Linked DNA regions of Mus musculus: regions 2, 3, 4, 5, 6 and 7 are each linked to region 1. Evidence: chromatin loops called from intact Hi-C (ENCODE). Cell type or tissue: left cerebral cortex. All regions are shown on one strand.

What was found. Peaks named below come from ENCODE experiments on the same cell type or tissue, not always from the same donor. Only the 100,000 strongest peaks of a DNase experiment are listed, where the experiment ranks them.
Region 2: it touches region 1 in a loop (2.1-fold over the local background); 6 of 42 quality-filtered maps call a loop at or near these places.
Region 3: it touches region 1 in a loop (4-fold over the local background); 5 of 42 quality-filtered maps call a loop at or near these places.
Region 4: it touches region 1 in a loop (2.7-fold over the local background); 4 of 42 quality-filtered maps call a loop at or near these places.
Region 5: it touches region 1 in a loop (2.3-fold over the local background); 3 of 42 quality-filtered maps call a loop at or near these places.
Region 6: a loop joins it to region 1, with 2.2 times the contacts of the local background. A loop is called at or near these places in 2 of 42 quality-filtered maps.
Region 7: it touches region 1 in a loop (2.8-fold over the local background); 2 of 42 quality-filtered maps call a loop at or near these places.

Annotation. Positions count from the first base shown.
Region 1 is chr9:49,794,065-49,798,064 of GRCm38, reverse strand. All of the region lies in intron 1 of Ncam1 (neural cell adhesion molecule 1), which reads left to right. Among named protein-coding and RNA genes, the nearest start is that of Ncam1, 3.0 kb to the left of the region's middle. In left cerebral cortex, no CTCF peak of the experiment used is centred here; DNase peaks (open chromatin) are centred at 808, 1,115, 1,507, 2,017 and 1 more place; H3K4me3 peaks cover 1,940 bases; H3K27ac peaks cover 1,671 bases.
Region 2 is chr9:49,933,975-49,937,974 of GRCm38, reverse strand. No RefSeq gene overlaps it. Among named protein-coding and RNA genes, the nearest start is that of Gm25633, 110 kb to the right of the region's middle. In left cerebral cortex, no CTCF peak of the experiment used is centred here; DNase peaks (open chromatin) are centred at 1,692 and 2,070; H3K27ac peaks cover 875 bases.
Region 3 is chr9:49,526,848-49,530,847 of GRCm38, reverse strand. All of the region lies in intron 13 of Ncam1 (neural cell adhesion molecule 1), which reads left to right. All of the region lies in intron 2 of Gm11149 (predicted gene 11149), which reads right to left. Among named protein-coding and RNA genes, the nearest start is that of Gm11149, 11 kb to the right of the region's middle. In left cerebral cortex, a CTCF peak has its summit at 1,730 (motif pointing left); DNase peaks (open chromatin) are centred at 1,685 and 3,258.
Region 4 is chr9:49,972,350-49,976,349 of GRCm38, reverse strand. No RefSeq gene overlaps it. Among named protein-coding and RNA genes, the nearest start is that of Gm25633, 150 kb to the right of the region's middle. In left cerebral cortex, no CTCF peak of the experiment used is centred here; DNase peaks (open chromatin) are centred at 1 and 2,100; H3K27ac peaks cover 436 bases.
Region 5 is chr9:49,738,249-49,742,248 of GRCm38, reverse strand. The region is part of intron 1 of Ncam1 (neural cell adhesion molecule 1); the gene reads left to right. Among named protein-coding and RNA genes, the nearest start is that of Ncam1, 59 kb to the left of the region's middle. In left cerebral cortex, no CTCF peak of the experiment used is centred here; a DNase peak (open chromatin) is centred at 2,075; H3K27ac peaks cover 913 bases.
Region 6 is chr9:50,099,563-50,103,562 of GRCm38, reverse strand. No RefSeq gene overlaps it. Among named protein-coding and RNA genes, the nearest start is that of 2310003N18Rik, 130 kb to the left of the region's middle. In left cerebral cortex, no CTCF peak of the experiment used is centred here; DNase peaks (open chromatin) are centred at 473, 2,028 and 2,308.
Region 7 is chr9:49,656,391-49,660,390 of GRCm38, reverse strand. All of the region lies in intron 1 of Ncam1 (neural cell adhesion molecule 1), which reads left to right. Among named protein-coding and RNA genes, the nearest start is that of Gm11149, 140 kb to the right of the region's middle. In left cerebral cortex, a CTCF peak has its summit at 1,882; a DNase peak (open chromatin) is centred at 1,748; H3K27ac peaks cover 498 bases.

The sequences.
Region 1 (4,000 bases):
AGTTTTTCATTTGCCAAATTGCTGGGTAGTTGCAAAACCTGCCCTCGGCCGGGAGCACGGAGGGATGGGAGGGTCCAGCGCCGCGTTTTGACAGGAGGAAGTGCAGAGGGGCGGAGGGTGAGGAGGGCGTGATCGGGGCTGCCTGGTTGTGTGTGTGTGCGCGCGCGTGTGCGCGCGTGTGCCTTTACACGCACCGAGAGCCTAGGGTTGCACGGTGCCAGCGAAGAATGGCAGGTAGCCAGCTGCCCAAGACACCTCTTCCTTTCTCTGGGCGATATTCCTGATCCTGGCAAAGTGTGAACAATGGGGAGCTCGGGAGAAAGACCGTAGCGACGCTGTCGCGGGTGGCGAGGGCTGTGCCACCGCCCAGAGATCCTTAGCATTCGGGAAGGGGGCGCATTGCATTTTGGCTATTTCCATCTCGGCTTTCCCTGGAAAATTCCTCAGTGTGCCCACCCTCCCTTCCAGCTGCTGCCCCTACCCCACCCAAGGATTTGTGCTTTGGCGTCCCAATGGACTGGGAGAGGGGGAAGCAAAGGGCACTGGGGCCGCCGAGAGCTGGGTGGGATGGGCCGACAGCTGGGGCGGGGGGGGGGCGTGTGCTGCCAAGCACCAGCTGAAAGCAGGCTAGGCGGAGGAGACCGCGCATGGCTGTGGCTTCTGCCTGGTGTGGCTGTACTGGTCCAGATCTCTAAGCCTTGGGTGTGGAGCCCACAGAGCGGCCCCGGGAGCACCCAGTGCGCCCCCCTCCGAGGGCAGCAAGAGAGCAGAGCTGGGCCACCGCCTCCAGCCAACTCTGATCGGCGACCAATCAGAGCGAGGCTGGCTGGGCGGGAAGCCGCGAGAGGCTTTTATTGCGGCGCGGGTGGCGCCCAAGCTGCCAGGATGGTCCCCGGGTGTTCTAGCTTAACGGTCTCGCTCGCCTCCCGTTGGGAGAGACCCCGCCCTGTTACTGCCCCTAGCTGCACGGCCGTTTTCGAGGACGTAAAATGGAGAAGGATAGGCCCTGGGACATCTCTTGGTCCAGCTAGCTTATTCTCGCCCACTCGTGCTTCTTTCTTGGCGCTTTGGAGCATTCAGGCTCCCTGTCCATGGCGCACAGTTGCGACGGAGCGCTTCGCTTGCGAGTGCAGAAGACAGCAGCTCCCAAGCTGTGTCCCGGAGAGCAGACGCGCCTGCGCTGACCCTCTGGCCAAGGACTAGACGCTGGGGTGGAGGGGCGTGGCGGGGTGTGGTAGGGCGTGTCTTGACAGGGCGTGCCAAATGGGTCCTCGCCACCACCAAGCCCTGGACTGGCAGAGGCGTGCCCTTCCCTGTGGTGCTGTGGGTGACCTCCTCTTAGGGTGTGTTTACTGAGACCATCCTTCTGGATAGCAGCATGACAATGGAGACCTAATCTTCCATGATGCGTCTTTTTAGGATCTCCTTGTGGTCTTCTCCATAATGGAGATGGGTGTAACCCTCAGTGTTCCTATCCTGGTGGGAGCTGAGGGAGGGAATCCTACAGTGGCGTGATACTGGATGCTCAGGCAAGACTGGCATCCTAACCAGTGTTCCCTGGAACGAAAGAATCCTTATTCTGCCCCTAAACCCAGGCGGCGAGGACGAAGAGAAAGAAGCACATACCAGCCTGTTTAACAAAAGAAAGTGGTTTTACAAAGAGAATTTTCAATTAAAGTATTGTTTTAACCAGCTTAAAAAAAAATCTAGAGAATTCAGACCAAAGGGTTTGGAAGGATATAAAAGAAGGATATATATGAATATCCCCCGTCATTAAGCTGCAAATGCTGTAGAGTATCCACAGACAATGGTATATATAATTCAAACTCTGTTATTGGTGAGCATGAGAATTTAACATATAAGAAACGCTATCCATAGCACTCGTTAATAAATATCCTGGTGCATAGCAAATGAATCAGATGTTGTAGGTGTCTTCTGCCCTTTAGAAATAAAAAGGCAGCTTGCATAATTGCATAGTAAATCTGAGATTGTGGAAGCAGCATTTGTTGCATGCTGGCTGGCTGACTGAATTCTGTGCTTGAACGATCTGGAACCACGTGCTTAGTTGACAATTTTAGTCCTTTGCTAGTCGAACCTGAAAAAGTTAAGGATTAGGCAGCACTGTTTTTCTAACAAGATAACACCAGACTTAGAACAAAGAGCAAATTTAGTACAAAAGGAAACATACATAAAATATACCTCATATCCCTTGCTAAGCAGTTGAAGATGCTGTTCAAAAAGGTGTATTGGGAGAGTAATTACACAGACCTCTATTCTTTTGACATTGGTTTTCATTTACAAGAGGAAGTGTAAAATTTGGACAAAATTTAAATGACTGTAACAAAGCCATACTTATACAGAAAACCTTTCGCCACTCACAGCCTTTTTCAAAAACATGCTGCTGTCCATAAAGTTTAGCTAAAAAAACATTGAGATTAACTTAGAATTCGTTTAAATTGTAACAAGACTAAAGTCAAATGGAGATTATAATCTAGAATTGTGGAACTATGGCCCTCTTTTTATTTAAGTTGCTGTTTGGCTATTTGGGGACAGTATCCCTTAGTGGCTTAGAACTCAATATCTAGACCAGGTTGGCCTTGAACCATTTTAGAATCCTCTTGCTTCAGCTACAGTGCTGATAGTACATCCATGAGCTACTAAACCACTTATTTACGTTTTTGCTATTTCCACTACAAAAGCCCTGAAAATCTCTCTGCCCTGCTAAGTTTTCACTTATCCTACACTGACAGCAACCCCACCTTCCTGCTTCCACCAAGAGATTAAACTTGGTGCCCTCTCTCTAGGTACCTTCTCCTCAGATACCTTTTGTTTTAGCAGTATCAGGAGACAAGCAGAAGGTTGTGTCTCAGAGCTTGGCTTAATAAAGCAGCTTTTTCCAGATCTACCCCTGGCAATTGATTAAACTAAGGATGTGTTCCTTGAATGGGTCAGTAGTTCTCTAAGCTTGATCAAAATTAAAGTAGATAGGCTCTTAACCAGCAAATGGCCTAGTAGGTACAGCACTTGTCATCAATGCATTCCCAGAACTCACGTGATAGAAGAGAGGACTGACTCCTGCAAGTTGTTCTCTGACCTTCACACATATGATAAAAATACATACATACAAAAAAATCAAAGCAAATATCAAGAATACCCCCCCAATACAAATCCCCAACAATACAAGGAAAATTAAGGTGTTGGCATGTTATTAATAGACAGTATAGTTATAGACTCCAGTGAGGGAGAAATTAGCTACAGGGAGCCCTAGCCTCTAAGAGCTTTTGAAGTGATTCCCTTTGGAGTATACTTATCATTAATTGAATTCTTCTGATAGGTAATCTATAACTCAATGTAAATAATCTCTAAATTTTCCTGTCACTGGGAACAATGTCTTAATTGCCTTTCAAAATAAATGGCACCATTTTGTCAGACAGACTCTAATCTTTACTGTGACAGATGTTTTTCTTCATGCCAGAACTCAGTTTCTTAACTTATAGGCAGCATTTGTAAACCTTACATTGCTTGAGATATGGACTTTGGGATTTCTGGTGCAATCACTTCTTCTTCTTCTTCTTCTTCTTTTTTTTTTTTTTTTTTTTTTTTTAGATGATGAAAGCTGTATTTGTAGTAGCTCGATGAATTCCCCCACCCCTATTTACGTCATCAGTATTAAAGCACTGTGGCTTTTCTCCAGATTTGCAAGTTACTTCGGTGCTGCTGGCAGACCTCCAGATATGTTACAGTCTTTCTCAACTTTGTGAGAAATAAGTGGCTGAGTACCTGTTGCTGAAGGACATTTGAACTGTCTGTGACAGTCTTTAGTCTGTGATGATAGAGACCAGAACGAATTGTCAAGGAGAGAAAGCAGGGGTTGCACCTGGTCCCATCTATCTACTGAAACAGTCTAGCTTGGGAGGAGACAAAGGCTGGTGCTCCTGTCCTACTAATGCTGTCGAATGGATAAACAATGCTTTGTGGTGTCAAGATAAATATTTAAATG
Region 2 (4,000 bases), 140 kb before region 1:
TAACTTAGCCAAGACTAATTTACTTTAAGCCATCTTACAAAGAGGGTTGGAATAACTATGGGAAAATTATCCATTTAATGAGATAATGTGCTTCTCTTCCCAAATCTCTGTTCTCAGTGCAGGCCTTCACAGAGCTGCCATGCAGACCTGCTTATGAGAATTACTCTGAAAAGTGTAACTTTTTCTTCCTTCTGTTTACCCTTTTTCCTTTCCTTTTGTTACTGGCAGAACCTGAGCCCGCTCTTCTGGTACTTTGCTCTTTCTCACTCTTCCTCTGCAGCTCTCCGCTCTGTCCTGCCTCATGGATGCTTACAGAAGGCACAGTGGTCTCTTTTCTGCCCTGGGGCAGAGTCCAAGATCTCCAGCTTGTTTGACCTGGAGTTTCTTTTCGAAATTTTAATAAAATTGTTTTTGAGTTTCCTTTTGGAGTCCATTCTTAAATAGCTTTACTAGTGAGACTAAGAATCCAAAAAATGGTACTTTCCCAAAATTTCAGGTACCAGTATTCTTACTCTGGGAGATTGAGAATCTAGTAAAAATTGCATCTGCCTAACAAGTCTACCACTATAACCCTTCTTTCCATAAAGCCCCCTATATTCCCAGTCACCTTGCCACAATCACTACCCTTAGAGACTTGAGAATTTTGCTTTTCGCTTGTTTCTCTACAATTCTTGTATCATTCTTGTTTAGAAGGCACCATTCTTAGTCTACTTATTGAGCTTCCTATGGAGGGTACACACTTCAGTCTAATATATATATATATATATATATATATATATATATATATATATATATGTGTACATTTACATATATGTACACACATATATACACATACATATATGTACATATACATATATGTACATATATACACATACATATATATTGTATGTGTATGTATAATACATATGTATATTGTATATCTGTAGTATATTAAACATTTGAATCTTTTTCCCTTTTTAACCTGTCTTATGCCGTGTGCATTTTAGATATAGACATTATAATTTAAAATAGGGGAGGAAAAAAAATCCTCTCCCTCTCTCCCTGTGGGCCAGGGCAAATGCAACTCATGTTCCATGATTTGGCCCAAGCTTCAGTCTCCAATCCCATTTTCCCTGGCGTGTGGCCCCACCGCCATTTTTGATAAAGTGTTTTCCTATTTGGTAATTGTTCAACCTGCAAAAGCCCTATCAGTCAGCTCCCAGAGGGGAGACATATGAGTGACATCACAGACCCTGAGAGAGATCTTCATCGTGGGAACAGAGCCACAGAGAGCAAGTTCTGTGCTCACACTCCAGGGGCCTGATTTATCTACTGTTCTCATTCAGCAAAGGAGAAATCTCCACGTTCAGAAGATCCAAGCCATCAGAACAGTTAAAAATGTTCCTTGGTGCCAGCGCAGAGTTTAGGGTCCAGGTCTTGGCAGCAGCAGATATGGAAAGCCTACATCTTGGGAATCCAACTGCCCAGTCAGTGACTGTCTCCTGATTTACTCAGGGGTGGGGAATTGGAGACACCTGGTATCTTTCCTCAGCTTCCAAAAGACTTTTCCTCTCCCTCTACTGTTGCTCACTACAATGCCCCCTCCCCCAGTGCTCTCTCAATTCAATCTAAGAACCGCTCTCTTTGGATCAGAGAATGAATTCAGGATCAGCCCAAGGGAGAGATGCGTTAAAACAAGAATATCCATCTGGCTCCCACAGAGAGATGAGGGCAGGGTGGGGGAGGTGTGGGCTCATCCCATTAGCCCCTCTGCAGCAGGGACCCCTCCTCATCCCCAGGATCTCCATTGTTACACAAACGAAGTCCCTGGTACTAGAGTGTATTGGATGCAAATTGAATTAAGTCTCCATCTGTTATTCATTGCAGAAATGGGACTGATTTTCCCCCTTTCCTTTTCTGATTTTTTTTTAACTCTCCATGTTTCATACTTGCTAATGAGTGGATCTAATAGCATTAGGACTATGGGCTGGAGGCAGCTCTGCTCAGACTGGAGCCTTCTTACACTCCTCGCCGCCCCAAGAGACACACTCCCCCTCCCGCCCTCCTTTTGCATTCCTGCTGCCTCGGGCCTCCTAGAAAAAGTACCCAAGCTGTTGATTCAAAATAGATATTCATTTGCATGAAATTAGCATGTTGCTCATTTAATTCTTCATTCCACCCCCAGTCCCTTCATCCCAGGTCCTGTTCGGGATACAGACTGGCCTGGCTAGTGCAGGGAAAGAGCCCTGCACTTTAGACAATTTCTCCAGGAGCAGTTTTAGAAGAGATGTATACATCAGGGCTGAGGGCAGCCCAGGACAGCAGAAGGAAGCAGATACCTGTGAACCAAAGCTTTCATCAAGGTTTTGCCGCTGTACCTGTTGTTAGCATCTCTCTTGGGAAAGCATGATTGACAGGGTGAGAGCCAGGGAGGTAAGTGGGGTGCTGTACAATAGGGAGAGAGAGAAATTGAGAAGATCTTGGAAGGGAAAGAAGCCACTTGCCCCTGGGATCCAGGTTGCATTGCTCCATGGCTGAGAATCAAAACCTTCAATACAAATGACAAAATCAAGATTGTCTATGAAGACAATACGTGCATTTCCAAGAGATCTCATACAGGGATACTAAAGATAACAGATGGACTGTACTCACTCATGGCCATAGTATTTGTGATCTCTGAATTTAAACCTATCAGCACTTTGATCTCCTCCCTAAACCTGAACAATGAACCATCTTACCCATTTCATCACAAAGAAGAAATTTTGTGTGTGTGTGTGTGTGTGTGTGTGTGTGTGTGTGTGTGTGCACGCGTATGTGAAAGTCAGAGGATAACCTACAGTATCTTTCCTCAGGCACTGTAATGACTTGTATTTTCTTTTGTAAATGAAACTTAAATGACATGTGTCCCCAATAGCGTCACACATTTGAGCACATGTCCTAGTTGGGGTTACTGTCTGGGGGAGGTTATGGGGCCTTTAGGAGGTGGAGCACTGCTGGAGGAAGTAGGTCACTAGGGTAGAAGCCTTCCAGTCTGCTCTCTCTGCTTTGAGTTTGGAGTTGGTGTTAGGATAAATTGGAAAAGGTGGGCGTGCCTTTCAAGGCCCCTGCCGAGGTGTGCCAAGAAGAGATTATTCCACACAACAGATCCAATGTAAGAGGTATATTGGGGGTGGGGCAGGCAGGTGCACATGCCTGATTGTTACAGTTGGGGAAGTGACCTCTCAGCGTCCTGCTCTGGCAGCTTGCTGCCACGCCCTTTCCACCATTACTGATGCTCACTCTGGGACCTCTGGGACGAGAAGCTAAGATAAAGTCTTGGCTAAGTTGCTTTCGGCCATGGCATTTTATCACAGCAATAGAGAAGTGGCTGATACAGGGAGACAGGATTTTAAAAATTGTTTGACAGTTTCATACATTCATAAAGAGTGAATTTCGGTCATTTTCACCCTTTCATACCCTTGTGGTCCCCAGCCCTTGCCAGCTGGATCCTCCTCAGTAGGCCCTCTTCTACTTTCATGTCTTTTGTGTGGTGTGGTGTGGTGTGGTGTAGTGTGTGTGTGTGTGTGTGTGTGTGTGTGTATGTGCATGGTGCACACACAGAGGACAAAGGACAACTTTCCAAGAGTCCATTCCATCTTTCCACCACACATGTAGATTCTAGAGTCAGAATTTAGACAGCAAGCCTCTAACCCACAGATCCATCTCCCTGCTCTGGAACAGACTTCTAAAATAATCTAAGCTGCTTCTATAAGTATCTTGGCCACTGACACCCCGTGATTATTTCTCCAAAACAAAATACTAATAAACAGAGATTTATAAAGAAGAGATACATTTGGCTTACAGCTCTAGAAACTGGCAAGTCCCAAAGCATGACACCAGCAACTGTCAATGCTTTCCTGCTGCATCATAAGAAGACAGAGGACAGCATGTGACAATTACCTTACAAGAAGACAGAAAAAGTGTTCCAGGCTTGGTCTCACCTTTTCTTCTTATAAAATCAGCATTTCCCACCATACTAGGC
Region 3 (4,000 bases), 270 kb after region 1:
CCTCCTCCCTCCATTCACAGTCACTGAGGACTTCCTCTTTGTAGCTGTGGCAACATGACCCTAAAGCCAGTCCCATTTACACCCAGACTCCTGGACTTGCAGAGGAGGCACCTTCATCTCCAACAATGACTTGTCTCATATTTTACGTGGTATGCAACGAAATAGAAAAGTCCCAAAAACCTTGCAAGCCACAGTAATAATTTGATCTATGTTAAAAGTTGGTATTGAATCTGTCAGTCTTTGGAAAGAGAATATTGGAAGTTTAAGATTACTAAATCTTAAAGATTTTGGGACTCCCTGCCCCAAATATATTGACTTTTCTCTCCTTTAAGTTGGCTTCCAGCAGGGGTAGACATCTTTCAGAGTCATGGTGACTGCTAAATGGTTAGTGGTCTAGAAAAATAGCCCCTGGGACTTCCCTGTAGGATGCTAAGTGTATGCAGATGTTGAAGTTTGAATTTGAAATTTGATGAGATTTTTAAAAACAAATTTGGCTATTGCAGTGCACTGCTGTGATTCAGGATAAAGTGGAGCACAGCATTGAAACTAAGAAATTTGTTCACTCCTGAAGAGAGGTCCATCTTCAGGAGTGGTCAACAAAACCCAAAAAAGGGAGGAGGGATAAGAGAAGTTAGCGCAAGTAAAATTTATAGAATAAGAGAGTGAAGCTTTTTAAGGGCAGCTCCCACCTCCCTCCCCTGGTCATTAGTAAGGATTTAAGTGACTTGGGCCTGATTTCAGATGCTTTAAATAAACTAATAGTATCGCTCTTGTTAGTGGATCGTACATAGAACAGCTGATGAAGTCAGGTGTTTCCCCATTCCACTCTCTATCCATCTGCTCCTACCCAAAATCGCCTGGGATGCTTTTAACAAGTACCGGAAACTCTGCCCATCAGCCAGACGCTATTTACTATGTTCCATCATGAAACACTGAATGAAGAGAAGAGAGGTTAAGGCAGGGACTGAATCCCATCCCCCATCATCAAATAGCTGTGGTGGAGAAGACACTTAAGTCCCTACCACAGGGCAGCAGGGAGTGAATTTGTTTGGGTGAGCTGAACTCTGCATTATGCAAACTAAGATTCCCCTACTGCCCCACCCTCACCCCTTCCCATATATCCGAACCTTTAGCTTGAGGTGCCTCTGCAGAGAAGTAGCTTTATAGGCATTGTCCAAGGACTATGTAAATGGGACTTCCGGTTTCCCACCATCAGCATGAGTGTGACAAGCCCGCTCCCCTGTCACTGTGTTGCATGTCTGAGCATGGCTCCCTTCACACCCTTTCATAATGATCTTTTTTTTTTTTTTTTTCTTCTTTAGCTACTGACCCTGACTTGTGTTAGGCAATGCTGGTTCTGACGAACTAAATTCTTTAACACCCACTCTTCCTTCTTAGATTGAAAACATCACTAACCGCCCCTTCCACGCCCTCCTTTATTTTTATTTTTTTACAGCTGTGTGTTTGGAGCCTCGGCCTCTGACAGGTCGACACAGACTTTCTATTCTAATTGCCTTTGTTCCGAAGGATCTCGCACCCTGGCGGCTCCCAGGGTAGAGAGGTAGCTGTAGCCAAGGTCCTCAGAGAGGGGCAGTGGAGTATTATCAGCCTGAAGCCTTCGAGTAGGGACCGGATCTCCAAAGGTTACCAGTGTGAGGGCAGGAACATCCCAGTAGCCCACTTAATACCCACACCAATGTTCATGAACTAGTGAAGTGTGGCGCCTCCTTGTGGCTCAGAAGGAGTAGCAGCGTTCACTCGGTCATAGTTATTTCTGTCCTAAATTCTTCAGCCTGGATCAGCCCCACAACCACAAGCGAAACCTTCATGGTCAGTTTTTTTTTTTTTTAAGGGCAATAAAACAAATATAATTGGTCAATTAATCCGTTGGTGCTTTCATGCCACCCACAAGAATGGAATCGGTGTTTTTGTGGCTCAGTCTGTCAGAGTTCATTTGTTGCTGTCTAATTTGCATTTTGTCATCCAAATCCCTCCCTCCTGCTCCCAACACACATTCATAATTCCTAAGAGAACTGGGCAGGAATGGACTCCGCACCAGGTGCCTCAGTGAGCTCGGGTCCCCCCGAAGTTCAAGGTCAACCTTGGGTCTCTGCTAAGACCTAAGGAACTGAGACTGGAGAGACAGCAAACCACCTTGGTTCCATTCCCTGTACCAACACGGAAGTTCACAACCATCTGTAATTCTAGCCTTAGAGTATCCGATGCCCTGGGATGGCACACATGACATTTGTGCAGGCGAAATACCCATACCCATTTTAAATAAATAAAACCCCAAACTGGCCACATCCCTACCCACATATTCCATATTCCCTGAAGTCAGGGACTCAGGTGGCAAAGGTCAGGTCACCTTAGCACAGACATCTCTTTAACTCTAAAGAAAAAGGCCACTTGTCTCCAGAGACCTCATTTGAGATGAACAGTGCCGAGTACAAATTGTCACCTTCATCTTTAATATAACTGAGCTAAGCTTTAGAAGTATGGGAAATCCCGGGAGGGACCCCAGAGGAGTGTCAGGGAGAGTTATAAAGACCGAGAGCAGACAAAGCCTACCTCACATTAGAGTTATTCATTTGATATCTCTAGCTAAGAACTCCATTTCAGGACAGAGAATTAGTGGCCTAATCACTCTAAATCCTGATTCCCCAAGGCAATTTGCTAATCCCCAAAGGACCTGTCAGTACTGTTCCTTGATGGAACCGTAATGTGTCTGAGCTGGAGACATGAAACAGGCTTCCCATGTGAATAGGGAAATCATCCCATTTTGGACTCGTATAAAGAGGCATAGAATAAAAAAGGTATACCCAAGGTTAAAATTGCCCGAAGAAATAACAAGGGAAATGGGAATTGGGATAAGCAAAATATTCCGTGTTTTTAATTCACAACAACGATATTTGATAGTAAAAATTCTAGATTTCAACACAAACTCTAGACCATTCAGTAGTTATCCATGTGTAAAGCTGAGACTGCAGACCTCTGTGCAGATAGATCTGTTTGAAAGAGAAGGCACAGTGAACAAGGGCTGAAGAGTCGGCTCAGTTAGTTAAGAGTACTAGTACATTTGCAGATGACCTGGGACAGTTCCAGTCCCCACACTGAGCAGCTCACAACTGCCCGTAACTCCAGCTCCAGAGGCTCTGATGCCCCCTTCTGACCTCTGTAGGCTCCCGCAGACACACAATACATACATAATTAAAAATAGACATTGAAAAATGAATGAGCAAAGAGGAGGCATGGAGCCCTTGAAGGGCTGTTTGTCCCTTGGTCTTTCATGCTCAGCACACTGTTGGCACTGGGCCTCCCGGAGCGGGGCGGGGCTCCCGCTGTCCCTTCACAGCTCAGAGAGGTTTCTTCCCCAAGCCCCAGGCTTGCTGTGGTTTGTGTTGTAAAGATTCTTCCATCTCCAGAGCCCTGCAGATGAGAGGGAAGGCACGCGGCAGACTTGGATTTAAGGAAGGGCACAGAAGCCCAGTAATTCCACAGGAGGAGCCTGTAATCTCCAGGGCCAGAAATAACCATTTCAATTACGGTTTCTTAAGAGGGCGCTCAGCAGCCTGCCTATGGTGTATCTGACAGGACTCGGCCTTTTTCATACCATTTTCTTCCATGCGTGTATGGACTTATGGTCTGCTGGAAAAAAATATCAGAACTGCCCAGAGCATTTGTTATTGGTTAAGGTTTATTTTTAAAGTAGCGCTGTGTTCAGCTTTAACATAAAATATTTGAGAGGGAAAAAAAATTGAATCCTAGATGAAGCTAAACTCAAAAGGTATAATTAACCCCAGGGGTCTTCTTAAAGCAACATGCCTATTGCTGATGAATGGCAAACCAACATTTACAAATAATTACAATATTGGTTTTTCTGAAATTGCCCATAATGATTTCAATCACAGCAGCAGCCACCCCAGAACCTTGGGACCCCCTAAACCATTTCCTCTGCTAATGTGTTCAATTAAGCAGTGAGCTTCTTTAATGCCGAGGG
Region 4 (4,000 bases), 180 kb before region 1:
GCACACTCAGCCTCGGAGCTCCCGGGAGGGAGGCTGTGGCTGGTGCCAAATGCAACTCAGTATATGCTGTCCCTGCAGCTCAGGGTACATCCTTGCCCTGGATCTGTGGAGTACAACTCTGGATCTAACACCATTAAATTGGTGCCTGTTGGGACAGGTCAGTAAGTGCCAAGCTGCAGGGAGAGTACACAGAAGGTTCTGCTCCGCCCATCTACATACCTCAACTGGACTCATTTTTGGAAGCCAGCTGGCAGGCATCCCTTGCCCTTCTAGAGCTTTCTAAAGCAGCTAAGGGAAAGAATGACTAGAAGATGGTTCCCTTAGGATGCAGAAAGCCTCCTTCAGCAGTTGGATTATACACAGAGGAGGTGGGAAATGAGGAGGGAGGTGACTTGAGATTCCGAAGGATAACTTTTCATTCCTTCCCCCGTTTCTGAATGGAGCCTGTGTCCATCTTCCTACTGAGGCTGCCGTCCTTCCAGCATGGGCTCTGTGTTTGTATGCATGTGGGTGTACATGTATGTGTCAGGGTGCACAAATGTGGGCGTGGCCAGAGGACAACCTCAGTTGTTATTTCTCAGACACCACCTATTTTATATTTTTTATATTTTATTTTATTTTATTTTATTTTATTTTATTTTATTGAAACAGGGTCTCTTACTGCACTGGAACATGACTAGTAAACTGGGATGTGTAGCCAGAAAGTTGTTGCAGTTTGGTCTGTCGCTATGTATTGTAATGCTAAATTCTATACCCAAAGGCCTAGGCTTACCAGTGACTTCTCACGGTTAGCAGCTTTTTGTTGTGCAAACTTTGTTTCTCGATTTAAAACTATTGGTTAAATCTAATTGGCTACAGCCAATTACTGGAGGTATTAGAGATAGGTGGTGGGTTTGGAATGACCTGGTTGGAGGAGAGACCAAGAAGGATGGAGGAAGGAGGAGGAGGAGAGAGGAAGCTGCCATGAGGGAAGATGGCCAATGAGCACATGGCCAGGAGAAACAGCAAGTGTCTAGGGGTACACTACTGGGGAGCTAGCCAGGTCATCAGTTAGAAGGTAGACTAGGGGTTACCCCCCCTCCCTGGCCCCAGTAATTGTCAAAGCCAAATAAAATAACAATAGTTTGAGTCTCATTTCTTTGCAAGCTAGTTAGGGATAAACTTAAATTGCTTGTACTGCACACAAAGGCCTGGGATTCACTCATCTCTGCCTCTCCTGGGCTGGGAGTGCACATGTGTACAATGGCTATTTGCTGTTGTTTAATCTGTCTCTATCGGGTGTTCTATGGATGACAATCAGGACCTCCTGCATATAAGGCAAGTGCTTTAGCAGCTGAGCTCTCTTCTCCAGCCTCACCTGACTCTGCTTCTCCTTCCCAATCCTTCGGCAACCCATAGTGTTTGTTCCAGTGAAAGGCTGCTACGCCTGGAAAGTTGTGCATTGGAGCCCTGGAGCATACAGTCCTAGCACTTAGTGTCCTTGGCTAAAAACCCCTATCTGATCGGCCGTAGCTTCTTCTCAGCGTTTAAGCAAGGGCTCTAAAATCATGGAGGAATGTCCTGGGCCTCCTCACAGCAGGCTGTAGAGGAAGCAGGTACCTCCTGAAGGTGGCACCTCTAGCATGACCCCACGGCAGATGAGGGTCTGACTCCTCTCTAGTAGTCATTGCTCATAGTCTTGACTGACTCTCCAGGGAAAAGGTAAAGCCTTGCCATCTTCATGATCCCAGGCTACCTCCAGCCAGCTCCAGGACAAAGACCCAAAGACAATTCTCTACTTCTCCCTGCCACCTAATAAGTGCATGCGAGCACATTCCAGGTAATGACTTCCTTGGAGCCTGCGGCCAACCCTTGTCTCATCTGAACAAATTTAGGATTTGAAAGAGTCACTCTTTTAAGGAAAAAAAAAAAAGCCTTCCTGACTCAATGGAAAACATCTTTAAAGACTGTCTAGCTTAGTGAGATGCTGGGTCCCGTGGAAGGTTGCTTGGAGGGGTGCTTTCCAGTTATAGATTCAGCAACACCCTCTGTAATCGCTGTGCTCAGCCCACACTTGTGGCTACAACCCGCCAAGCCCTCCGTCCTGGGTAGGAGCTGAGCAGGGCTCTGTGGTCATGTTTGTTCATCTCTTGCACCAAATTAATGGCACTCTCCTGAAGTGGAGGCATGACTCAAGCCCAGGAAGGCAGCCAGAGGCTTTCAGAGCCACAAGGACTCTACTTCACGTGTATTCTTCTCCAGCTGTGGCCTGGGGTCAGGAGCAAAGGCAGTAACACTCTCTTTATTTACTTCACTAAGAGAAGGGAGATTTGGTGGGGAGAGTCTTTTTCCCTTCTCAGAGCCCTTTGGAGATGTCAGGTATAAATGGAGCCTTGAGATGGCACCCACAGGCAGCATACTTTATCCTAGCCTCAATGGTGTATGTTACACAAGCATCTGTCTGCTTTGGACATGTCGTTCCTAAAGGATAGGCTAATATGAGAGAGAGAGAGAGAGAGAGAGAGAGAGAGAGAGAGAGAGAGAGAGGAATGGTGACGTCAGGGTCAAATATGAGGTGACCATGTCAATGTTCCATTCTCTGAGAACTTCAGCTCCCTAATTACCTCGCAGGAGCTGTTCCTATACCTTACAGGGCTTCCATATAGATTAGAGTAGGGTCTCACTGATGCCCTACAGCACCTATGTCATAGCTTAGGGTAGAGGTGACTCTTCAGGAGGCCTCACCTCCACAGCTGTATGTGAGCATGCCTGACTGAAACTCAGTAGGCAGGAATAGATTCATGTTGTTCTAAAACATAGATCATATCATTTTTTTTTGTCCCACACACGTATTAGCTTCCTCTTGGTCTTAAGTTTAGTCATCATTGATAAACCATGACAGGAAATACTTATCTTTTACTATCACTTTCCCTCATTAATCCTATAACCCAATTTGTAAGAATCTAGTGGAATATTTTGCCAAAGCCTATCAGCCCATTCCCAGTCTGGTAGCTCTTGTGGTTTCAAGGGCACCAGAAAGAAAGAAAATCTTCAAGCCAGCCTGGGCAGATTTTCATGGCCTGAGCAGTATGCTATTAACTCTTAATGATCAGAGTGTTAATTATCATTAGGCCCAAGACTAAATCTTCAGGCCAAAGCTGTTGTAGTTGTTATTCAATTTCTGCCAGAATACAATGTTCATATCTTTGTAGGATTTATTTATATGTTTAATCCTGGTATCCCTTTGTTCCTTGGTCTTACAACACCACAGTGTCCCTTTATGATCTAATTTTTCTAAGAAGTGAAGGGGGGTTCTTAATGCTTTATTCTTTATCATTTATCTACACTATTCTTTGTCTGTCAGTATAAACCCCTGTGTAGGGCAGAGATAGCTCCAGACAATCTAACTTTGTTGCTGTATCTTTTCCTGAAGGGGCATACCATATGTGGCCCCAATCTTATATGCCACATAACTGCCTGAGTGTAAAGTAAGAAGAGGCTCTTAACCTGATCTGCTGCCAACGTCTCTAGCCCACTGAGTCTTGTTTACCTTTGTAAGTTTACCTTGTTCTGATTATCTTGCTCCTGAGTAAGTACAGGAGCAGATGTTCTAAGAATATCTTGATGTCAGAGTCTCATAAAGAGATCTCTGGCATCTTTATTATAGTTACAACCTCCAGGGCATAAGGAAGACCTTCAGGTAGGCCAGATAAGGATATCTCCCTAAAAGCTGGAGGGGTGGCATGTTTAGGACTTGCCCGGGGAAGCTTAGGGCGTGTTCCTGGGAGAAGGTATAAATGATTCATAACACATCTCCCATCAATCCAATATCTCCAAGTTGTACAATATTAAAAGCCTCCAAGCATGCAGCCTGTGGAGGTCATGGCGGAAAAGTGGAAGACCTCAGGACAGGGATTATGTCACTTACCTCAGCTTTGCTGGACCTTCATCAAGCAGCTGTGTTGGTTTTACGGCTTTTGCTGATTCCTCTAGATATGGCTGTGCCAGACCTGGGTGCAAG
Region 5 (4,000 bases), 56 kb after region 1:
GGCAGTTGTATTTTCATTACAAAATTTCAGTGCGGTAAAGATATAAGATATAGGACAGAGAGCTTCCAAAGGGTGGTACAGTGAACAAAATTCTCTGTCGGTCTCTGTCTCTCTTCCCCTCTGCAACTCTGTCTTTCTGTCTGTCTCTCTATCTCTGTCTCTCCCCATCTGTCTGTCTGTCAGTCTGTCTCTTTCTCTGTGCATTTGTGTGTGTGTGTGTGTGTGTGTGTGTGTGTGTGTGTGAGAGAGAGAGAGAGAGAGAGAGAGAGAGAGAGAGTTTCAAATCAAACCCTCCTGTCTATGAAGTGTGTACCACTGTACCATTGAATTACTCCTCTGACCACCTGTGATTCTAACTGGGGGAATAGGATGCAGAGCACGTTTTGTTCCTTCCATGTTCTAGCTGTCCATGAGTAGAGTCTGTCCATGTGGAACGGCCTGCATGAAATGTGATATCTGCCCATGCTTAAGGGGAGTGACATCTCATGTGTCATTATGTCAGTCCACAGCACCCTCTGTGGTAGTCTGTGGTCCTTACTGAGAGCAAGCTAGAGCCTGCTTGTGTAGGTAACACAAAGAGATATGTACAGAGACTGCAGGAGTGTCTACAAACTTTTGAGAACTTTGAGTTGAATCTCTTGCTGAACTTCAGTGCTGGTGATAAAAGTTCTCACAGAAATTGTTGCCTATTCTTGGAAGCCTTGCTCATTTCCTCCCAGTAATCACCGTTTTCCTTGATTTCATCTCTGATTTCCTTTTTCTATCCATCCTTAAATGTTGGAGTATATTGGCTATTGTCTCTTCTTTTTCATTCTCATTGGATAAAGCATGTGTACACCTGTAACAGGCAGCATCACCTACTTTCTAGTCTTTGTGTAGTCAACTGCCTTTTACATGTAACAATCTGTAGTTTCCACAGACACCTAAATGTCATATACCTACATTGATGTTGGGAATTTGTTGGTACTTCCATTATGTAAAACAGCATGAGACCAAAACTTTCCAAGAGCTGCAAATAGAATTACCATATGATCCAGTAGTCTCAATATTGGTTATATAATCAAAGAAATTATCATATCAGATATTATCTTCATGCCTGTATTTTTTGGCAATACTAACAATAGCCAAGATAGAGAATCCACCAAAATGTTTACTAATACATAAATGAATTGGAAAGAATGGGGCACATAGTACCTGATATGTATTCAACCATAAAAAGTTGAAATTGTATCATTTACAGAACACGGATGGAAGTGGAAGATGTCAGGCTAAGTGAAATACAGAGAAAGATGAACACCACGTCTTCTTACTCATCACAATCTACAAAAAGATGATTAAATTACAATACTATCCCCTGTCAATATGTACAAATACAATACATCAAAAATAACTGTTTATATAAGTCAAGCAAAGCAAACAAAAATGTCTCAACTCGTTTCACATGGAAATCAGAAACATTTGTAGAGCCATGGGCAGAGTTAGCTACAGTAAGCATGGAGGCTCTGTAGCTGAATGGAAACTAACCCATTACAGTATCTTAGCACTCATAACACAGAGACCATTAAGGCAATCTTAATATTGAAACGGTACAGAGTGGGTAACTTTTTGTGGTAATAAAAAAGTGAACTTTGATGAAAATAGTTTCACACGGGTCAAATACAAAACTTATCTGCTTCTCCTCTCCTTCCACTCCTTAACAAGAGTCTAGCATGTGCTTCAATCTGTCTGCATTGCCTATCTCTGTGAAGGCGGGAGTCTTGGACTCTTATGTCTCTGTCATTCATCACCTACTTGGCCCAGATTGCTTTCGTCCCTCCTACTACTTCTAGATTATGTAATAAAAGGTGTAACATGGCACCTTTTACTGTGTTTGACTTTCCACCCCCTTATTCTGACTGAAGAACTTCATTCATTTTCCTCTATGTCAGGACATAGACAGACACTTTATGTCCTTGGGAATCAAGCCATTTCTTTTGGAGACAGCTATGCAGTTCGCTAGTCTCACTGATGCCTCCGCTGTCTCTGTGATTTCAGCAGGATCTGTCTTTTCTTAGCACTGGTCTCGCTGTCTTTCTGAAGTAGCATGAAGTAAGCTCCCAGGATATTCTCATTACGTTTGTATCCTAGCCTTGAATATTCAGCTTGTCTACAGACAGTAGCCTGATGTAACTGGAAGAACATCAGACAGGCTGTTCCTGGTGGGAGGAACCACGGGATTCAGCTCATGAGTAGGGTGCCCTGAATGAGGGTGAAGTTTCCCACTCACCCGCTTAGCTGTAGGGTCTCAGATGCTCCCAAATAAGGCTACCTTGTTTGTACCTTACTTTTGAAGCATTCTTTATATTGAAAAAAGGTTTATTTTATAGACTATAATGAACCTTTAATAGGGAAGGAAAAGGAAACCTCAGAGAGATGGGGATGCCTCTTTGTTTGTTCGAAGCCTGGCCTTGCTCTTCTCATTGTAGAGCTTTGGGGATGCAGGTCTCCTGCAGAATGATGCCTAGTGTTGAAAGCAATTTTGAGATGCTTAGAATCAAACCCAGGGATGCACTTATGCTAATAAACAACCTCCTCCTGAGTTGCACCCCAGTCCTATAAAGTATTCTCACACATATCTTTTTATTGGATGTTTTATTTTGCTTCAAGTGGTTTTTATTTAATGTATGCTATTACTATTGTCTTAACTGGTGGCTACTATTACTCATCTACTGCTAGCTTGTAAAGTGAGAAATGTTTCAAAATAAAAGTCATAACAGTAATGCTAATGAATGATTACCACATGTGAGCATCTGTATTAAGTGCTGTGTGTGTTTGAATGGCTGCATTGACCCAGTGAAGCAGACATTCCTATGCAGGGTACCATGAATGTGATGGTACATTCTTGCTTGCTTGACGTTTGTAGGCACTCTTATAGGGTATACAGTATTGGTTATTGGGATGTTCTGATGGAAATGTTTGATTCAGGGTCTAAGAATAAAGAAGATGTTGTAGAAATATGTCCTGGGCACAATTTAGATGTTTGATTCTAATTGGAAACAGAATTAAGGTAAGACATTCTTCAGATTTGGGGATGGTGGCGGTTAAGTCAGGTAGTAGTTGATATAAGAGAGAATTTTTTCAATTTTTCCTAAACCTGAGAGTTCATTGGCTTTTAGGGACTACTGTGGATTTTTCTATGCTTAAGAATTCAAGAAAGATAGTTCTTATTGATGTATTATATCAATTAAAGCCCCGACAATATCTCTTTTATGCAAAAAGGCAACTAACAATGTCATGGTGATCTTCTAATTGTCATGACAGTGAATAAACTGGCTCATGCAGGCTTACCCAAATTGTCATTTGCATGGTTATTGTGTTATAAGAATAGTGTGGCTTTTAAAACCCTGCTAGAGACAGTTTGACTCTGCTTGGCTGGGATTCAGGACAATAATGGCTTTTACTAGACAGTACTAAAGCCCTGGCATAAAGGTAGAGAATTAAATCAAGCTACAGCTGTAGAACAGATCATTTCTGTGCAGTCGGGAGCCAATGGGGAGCCTGGTTATGTGTTAGTACAATGAGCCCATCACTGAAGTGCTCAGAGGGGTCTGTAAAAAGTAGCTTGCAGTAGTATTTATGTAATCAGCAGAACTAACAGAAACTCATAACTGTGATCCTGGTGTTAGTCCATTAAGTCCAAAGGAGAGCTTAAAGATACATGGAGATTAAGTGTTTTCTGACCTCAGTTACTTCAGCTCACATAATGTTCTCAGTGCAAGCACACTGGCTTACGACGACGGTCAGTGCAGTTTTGGCAGGCATTTCTCATGGATAAATAATGTATTGATGGTTTATGCAGCTAATGAAAAGGAGAGTGCATTTCTCAGTGCCAACTGAGGTGCTGAGTTCTCGGTATGTTCTTATTTGTCCCTCTTGGGCATCTGTGAGGATCCCCAGCCTCACAGGAAGACAATGCTGTGCTTGTCTCATGGCTTGTGGGATGAAGGATTGCAGCCCAAGT
Region 6 (4,000 bases), 310 kb before region 1:
AGCAGTCAGTCCTCCTAACTGCTGAGCTACCTCTCTAGCCCAGTGCCTGATGGTTCTTTTGTCCACAGCACCTATAAGACTAGTAACATCTTTTTTTGTGTCCTATTGCCTAGCACAGGCTACAACCAGCTAGAAAAACCTCAATAAACATGGAGCAAATGAGTGAATGAACAAATGGATGACTGAATGACTTCATGAATGCCTTTGCCCTCATTTGAGTTTCTTCACTGTAAGACACTAGTCCAAAATAACTTTGCCATATGCTCTTCTTTATAGCCATGGGAAATGAGAATACTCAAGAGAATCTCACCTCTGTTGACTTCTCTTTTTGACCCTGAAACAAGACTCCACTGCTGATCTCTTGTGCTGACCTCAGTGGTGGCACATAGGCAATAACCCTTTAGAAGACACACATTTGTCCCCATGTTTATCCTGCCTACTCCCCTCTCAGATGCAGAATCCCCTGCCTCCAGCTTGCATGCTAAAATTGTCATCTGAGTCACTCCCATCTCTGCCTGATGGCTGGAGAGATCAGTTCAAACACTCTGAACTCAATTTGCAGTGCCCAGCAGGGAGTACCCATTCATTCAGCCACTGCATAAAGTTGTCTTTCCCTGTGCTTGCTGGAGAAGACCAATTAAGCTTTTGCTCTGGAAAAAAAAAGCTGCAGAACTATTCACACACAGAAAGGGTCTGTCAGGACTATGCAGATGACTACTCCAGCAGGGGCAGAAGAGTTAAAAGAACTCTAGAGAGTTCTTCGATGCACCAGCTGGCCCTGGCCTCTGTCAGCTTCCTAAGCTTAGGCTCTGGTCTCTTTATAGTCAGTCTCCTATGTTTATTTTTTTCCCTATCTCTAACACAGATCCTTCACGTCACCATTGTTTTTATTTAGAATCTCTTACAAAAGTCACTAGGACAGGGCTTATCCTTGACCAAAGCATACACTAGGACTTTGGACTCAAAAACTCTCCCATTCCCCTTCCTCTTGAGTCCATTGTTCTCACTCCCATCCTGACCTCATACACAAAATGCCCTTGAGTTACCTAGGCTCTATTTAGGAGGAGAGAAATTAGCTTACCCCATACATTACTGACTGAATACTTACCAATCACCTAGGGACCTACTTATCCTGTAGGTGGAGAGCAGAAGGATAATGCATATGCATGGCTCAAAGGCTCACCCCCCTAAAAGTAGGACATAGGACACAGGATGCCCACAGGATATTTTGGATCCAAGTAGATTTCTATCAACTCTACCTAGAGTGTCAAGTCAAGGTCTTAGAATGGTGGCACTGGTAGGAAAGAATGAGGCCGCCTAGTCTCTCATCTTCTTGTCACAGGTGAGGAAAATGGTTACTGCCAGAGTTGGCATTAAAATCATCTTTGGCACACACTCACAATCCCAGCATCTAGGAGGCACAAGAAGCCTATGTTCTTTATACTGTGCTAATTCTTAAGCTCATTAAGCACCTCCTAAAGGTGTACCAAGAACCACCCTAAGTTTTTACAGGTTTGTATTCATTTATTTAACTTTCACTACTCTGTGGGGTAATCACTTTCTTTATTCCCTTCTTGCAGAAGAGGTACCTGAGGGCCAGCGAGACTCAGACTCCTAAGACTAGGAGCGAGCAAGAGACAGAGCATTTGCCTTCTGTGTTGCACTGCATCCACACAGCTTTCCCACTGTATTTCCTGGACTCCTTTGGAGCCTCACTGTTAGAGCCATGTTCTACCCGTTTTCCTTCTTTGTCTTCTCACTACTAAACTTGCACCGACATTGCCCATTCAGCCTGCACTAAAGGCCATCAAGACCTCATAGAAACCCATTATTCTAAGCAGGAAGAGCCATCTTGCCTGACGGACCAGCCTGCCTGCACCAGACTCATGAGGCTGGCGGTCAACAGAGCTGTTATTGAAGCTAGACATGGGGATTCCCATGGCCTTCCTTCAGTCCCTACATGTCTGCGATATCACAGAGTCCCTCCTTCTTATGACATCATCCTCACTTCCCAGCATCCCCCTTTCACAACATTCTCAGCAGCTCTAAATAGCAGTCACAGATCATTTCACCTGCCAGGAAGAAAAGAAATTAGACATGAGATCCAAAGGAATACAATTATTCTCTAGTTCACAGAGTCAAAAGCTATCTTTCCCCATCCTCCCTGCCTTTCTCCAAAAGACAGTCCATTCTGGGGGCACTTTATCATGTTGCTTCCCAAGGAAGAAGGTGGGATTTTTCACCAACTCTTCTTCCTCACCACACATCCATAGCTTCTTCTTGGGACCATAGCCAAGTTCCTTCCAAGCTGAAAACTCCCACATGCACATAGTGTCTCAGCTCAGCTATGTTTTGTCTAGAGTGTGTGTGTGTGTGTGTGTGTGTGTGTGTGTGTGTGTGTGTGTGTGCTGTATAGTAGGGAACCTTGAGTTGATCCGTCACTGGGATCAGAATATTTAAAATATTCTAAATGTAGGCACAGGCTGGATGCTGGCACCAGATTCAGATAGGCTGCTCTGTCTCCCTAGACCCAGAACAATGAGGCTCTTGGAGTGGCCCAGGCATCCAGAAAGGGGAATACATGGTCATGGGCCCAGTATAAAATATTCCTGCTGGCTTGATTGTATTTTGCAGAAGGGACATTCAAATCTAGATCTGGCCAGGAAGTCACATAAGACTTGTTGTTCCTCAGCTTTTCCTCATTACATGAAGACCCATGGCATTTATCAAGTGCTGCTTTGTCCAGAACCGTGCTTGCTACTAAGCTTTCAAAAAGGAAGAGGAATCCTCAGATTCAAACCCTTTACAGCACTGATGCAAGACCAATAAGCTCTATTATTTATAGATAGTTTGGTATTCCACCCCCTGCCCTGAAACAGAAGGATTAGAAAAAGTAGTTCATGTCCAATCTGGTGTACGCTTGGTCTCATCCCATAGGGCAGTCCTCCTTTTATAAAATGCCAGTACCCCAGGCAGACGATGCTCAATGTTACATTATTCATCTGTCCTCTTACTCCTCTTCAAAGACAGAAGGAGGGAGTGGGCTCCATGAGACCCCTTGGTAGAGGAGGTCATCTCAGGTCCTTCAAGCTTCTTTTCTGTCTTCCAGAGCCTTGTTTTTTATCTCCTGGTTGTTTTCTGTTCTGTTACTGTCTTAGGCAAAGTCTGTTCCTTGTGTAATTTTTGATCCACATAGTCTATTTCTTTGAGGTTGGCTGCAGACCATGTATTCCACTGGTCATGATGGACTCAGTCATACTTTGGCTTTGCTGGTGCTATAGACCTCTAAAAATCAAGACATGACTCCCAATGTGCTCAACGTGAGTGGTGGAATCCCTATCTTCCAACTTGCCTATGCTGACCTGCCATAGAAAATTCCACAGAAGAACCCCTGGCTACTTCTAAGTCCTGACCTCACCTTACAGAAACCTAAGATGGCTCAGTCAAGTACATCTTCAGGCCTTCTCGCTGCTTATTCATTCTGGCTTGCTCCAGCTTGCTGAGTTGTTCCTAGGTCTGCCTTAACTAACATCAATAGTTTCCTAAAGGTTCAGAATGGTACATTATTGACCCATTTATCAGCAGAAACCCAGTTATAAATTCTTTAAAATGTTGAGTTTCAAATGAATGAATGAATGAATGAATGAAAGAATGAATGAATGAAGACAAGTTGTCTCCAAGTTTCTGAAACCCCACATAATAAATCCTAATTAATATCTGATTCATCTAGAATAACAAAAAACCTAGGATAGCAAAAACTCTTCTCAAGGATAAAAGAACCTCTGGTGGAATCAACATGCCGGACCTAAAACTGTACTACAGAGCAATTGTGATAAAAACTGCATGGTACTGGTATAGTGACAGACAAGTAGACCAATGGAAGAGAATTGAAGACCCAGAGATGAACCCACACACCTATGGTCACTTGATCTTTGACAAGGGAGCTAAAACCATCCAGTGGAAAAAAGACAGCATTTTCAACAAATGGTGCTGGCACAAC
Region 7 (4,000 bases), 140 kb after region 1:
TGTAAAAAGAAGCCCATCTCTTCTGCCTCAAGTGTGAACAGAATATGTACACATTGCACATCTTTGTCTCAGCAAATGAGCCTTAATAGTTCATGTGCCAAGAACACATTACAAAATTGGGGAAGAATTAAGTATCTTTTGCTAATGCTCTCTGAACATACTTTAAGGATTTTTTTTCCTTTTTAGTCATCTGCAAAAGCCATTTGAAAATAGCATAAACTCTTATAATTTAGAAAACTGGTGTGTTGTACTGTATATTGTATACTCATATGCAAGTGATTTTCAATATGTCATGCTCTCTCCTATGTAGAGCCATTCAAAAGAGGTTGTGGGAAACGTGGGGTATGACAATTGACACTGTTGTCTTGACTGAATGTAGAACCACCCAAGAAACAAACCTCTGGATGTGTCTGTAAGGGAAATTCTACATTGTGTTAGCTGAGATGGGAAGACCCACCCTGAATATGGTATCATTCCATGGGGCTGGGGTTCTAGACTGAAGAGTACGCAGCACGAAAGGCCATCCCTGTCTCTGCTATCTTTCTGTAGCTGCAATGTGACCAGTTGGGTCCCATCCCACTATGAATCGCTGTGCCCACAGAACCTGTGAGGGAAATAAAACCACCCCTCTCTTAAGCTCCGTTTGTCCCAGTGAGGAGAAAGGCACCATGGGCTTACAGATGTCATCAGTTTGCCATGCTTCCCTTGGCTTTAACCCTAGCATATTCTGAGCTTGCACAGAACACATCCTACCACAATCCCAGCATCCAGCATGTAGAATGGCACCATGCTGACACTTCTGCTTTGAGCCCTATTAGAATGGCTGTGGCAGTGCTAGTGACCCTCCAGAAATTTCTAGGTGAGGATTTTAGGCTTTGGGGGATAATGAAAATTATTGATTTACTTCAAATCTTGATCCAGCTGTATCGAATGAAGATACAGTCATGTACAGCATAAAAATTTAAATTAGCAAACCACCCTCAGGCCCGGCAAAGCCCGTGCCACTTATGAACCCGTGAGACTCAGCTATTAGTTTATAGCTGGAATGGAATATGAAGGCACTGACCTATGAGAGTCAGATAATAATACAAAGTACTTGATGTCTCAAATCAGGTTGGGGGCAGAGTTTCCAATGCCCAGCAACCATAAGTAAGTATTACAGGCAACTCTTTACTCCCCATTGGCTAGATCATTCTGATTGCTTAGACCTGGGGGCAATTAATAGCAATAATTGGAAGAGAGGATATGCCTTAAAATGCATTACTAACTTTTTATTTTTTTTAGTTTGAGTATCATGAGGTTCTGCTGGTATTGCATTTTATCCTTACATAGTCCTCTGTAAATAAGACTTTATCACGTTTTTTTCCATTCAAATCTTGTCTTCCGTGGGGTTTCTTTGTATCACGCTATCGAGGTACACAGCATCTAAAAGTGTGGGGAATCATTTTATGCTGCACTCTCTGAGGGCCTTGAGCATGGGTTCTTCGGGAGTGACTGTGCTGGGGAGGAGTTTTGCTTTTGTTTGGCTGTTATTTCAGCACCAATGGGTAGATGAAGAACCTGAATGAGCTCACACTATTCTCAGGCAGTTACCAATTACACCTATTAAGAAGCCTTTAATGGGAAAGAGTGTCTTGGACTTAGGCGGAAGTTTTAGCTGGGCCAGGTCTCTGATCTGTGGCCTGACAAAAATCTCATTTATAGCCTTTGGTGTTTGTCCGAGTAAGGAGATGGACTTGGGCCAACCCAGGGCCTTTCTGAGGGAAACTGGGCTCTGCGTCCAGCCTGTGGCTGTGGCACAGAGAACGGCAATGAGCTAGACTTGGAGAGGAATCAGGCAGAACCAACCACCAAGTATCAAGAAACACTAACAGGACTGGGGTGTAGCCTAGTGGCAGAATGCTTGTGCAGCAAATGGATAGCCCAACCTCTGACCTCTAGCTATAGCCAATAGGGAAACAGTAGCAGGGGACAGGATGGGAGAGAAGTGCACAGGAAATTCCTCCAGGCACATGGGCAGGTGAGGCGGAAGGACACCCTTGAAGCAGCAAATTCTTTACAAATTGTGACTGACTGAGATCAGAAGGCAAGAAGAAGACTGGGAAGGTGGCTTTCAGTGAAGTGAGTCCTTTCCAAGCACAAGAATCATACATACTTCAATTCTCAGAAGCCCGTAAAAGGCCAAGCATGGGGCTTGCAATTCTAGCATGTGCATTCTAATCCCAGCACTGTGGACGCCAAGACAACAGGATCTCTGGGACTCACAGGCCAGCCAGGCCAGCCTACTTGGTGAGTTCAATGCCTGTAGGAAACCCTATGTCAAAGAGAAAAGCTGTATAACACCCCGAGGAATGACATCACAGGCTGTCATTTAGCACTCACACAGAAATGCATGGCAGGAATGGAGGTCATTTTTGGTGGTTTTCCAAACATGTCACCATTCCCTATTTGTCACCTACAATTCAATAGGTGCCCTGGTGACAGAAACATGGCCACGAATTGTTATTTACATCTGTGTTCTTACTTTTCCTATAGTCTTCATCTTGGTTGTTCTTTAACAAGCGTTGTTTCATTATCCCAGGGAAATACTTAGGGAACATGTGTGAACAGCTCATTATTGTAAATTCTTATCACTCATTTTCTAAACATACTTTGTCAAGGGAGAAAAACAACAAACACAGGAATGTAGGAAAGTGCTATCGAAACTTTGAGCAACTAAACAATTCTGTGATTTAGAGTTAATAAAGACAGCTCTGTCCTGAGAAGCCCTGCTTTGTCTTGTTCCCTTCCATTCTTTTCGATGATTTTTTAAATGATGATCATTTGGAAGTGTTTGGAAGAAGTAATTAGTTATTTGATCTTGGAATCCTGATAAAATATGCTGCAGATTTGAGAATCAGAAGCCACAGGGTCACATTCTTCCAGAATTATGTATAAAGGAAAAGATATTTTAAAAAAAAAATCAGACATCTCCATTTCTCTTGACCTGCTACTACCCCCTAAGAACAAATCTAAGTTCTTTCACAGGGATCTGGCAAGCTCTGGTTCTTTCCCTCTCTGCCATCTCTCCCTGTTCTCCTCTTCTCTTACTTGTCTCCGGTCACATGCACATACTTTCCAAGTCCATAGATATTTCTGACTCTTTCGTTTTGGAAGACATTTGTGCTTTTTTCCCTCCCTCTTTGAAATTCTCTTTTCCAGCTCGACATGACTAGGGGTCTCCACTGGACTAAAATGTCCGTCTTGAAGAGGGCTCCCTCCAGGGCGTCTCTTGCTCCTTCTCTTCATAGACTGGACATATTCTCTATAACACACATGGTCTCCCATTTCTGTATCTCTACTATTTGCTATACATTCTCTGTCACCTCTTCTACAATGAGTCTCTCATTGAACCTACAGTGCCTTGCTAGATTCCTGGCTCTGTTTTGGTGAACAGAATTAAAATATGAGTTGAGAACTGAAGCAGGAAGCCATGACTCTTTGAAAATGGAAGAAATCTGTATAGGAAAGAATCTAGAGGCGTAACTGTTGGAGTCGTGTTCCTTTGAGGCACAGAGAACTAGAATGAGCCACCGAAGGACAGATAAGGGAGCAGAGACATGACTCAGCCTAGTGGGGGCTTCCCATAAAAGTCTCTTGACATGAATTTGATTTCTCAAACCAGCAGAAAGGCAGGAGGATAAAATAGACTTCACAAAGTTGTCCTCAACTTCCACACAGATGCCTTGGCATGCATCCCACCTCCCAGTAAAAGTAAAAACTAATTAATTTTTGAAAGATATAACAAAGAGAGAAAACCCTTTCTATGAAAAGCAAATCTAAGGAAATCAAGTATTTAAAGTGCCAAAAATCCAGTGATTGCAGGGTATAGACAAAGTCAATTTAAGTTGTTTTCTTTAGAAATTGTTTTTGGGGAAAAATATTCAAATTTGTGCCGTCACCATAAAATTCAGAGGAGAATGATAAAACACTGGACAAAGGTAAGAAACTCCTTTATGGC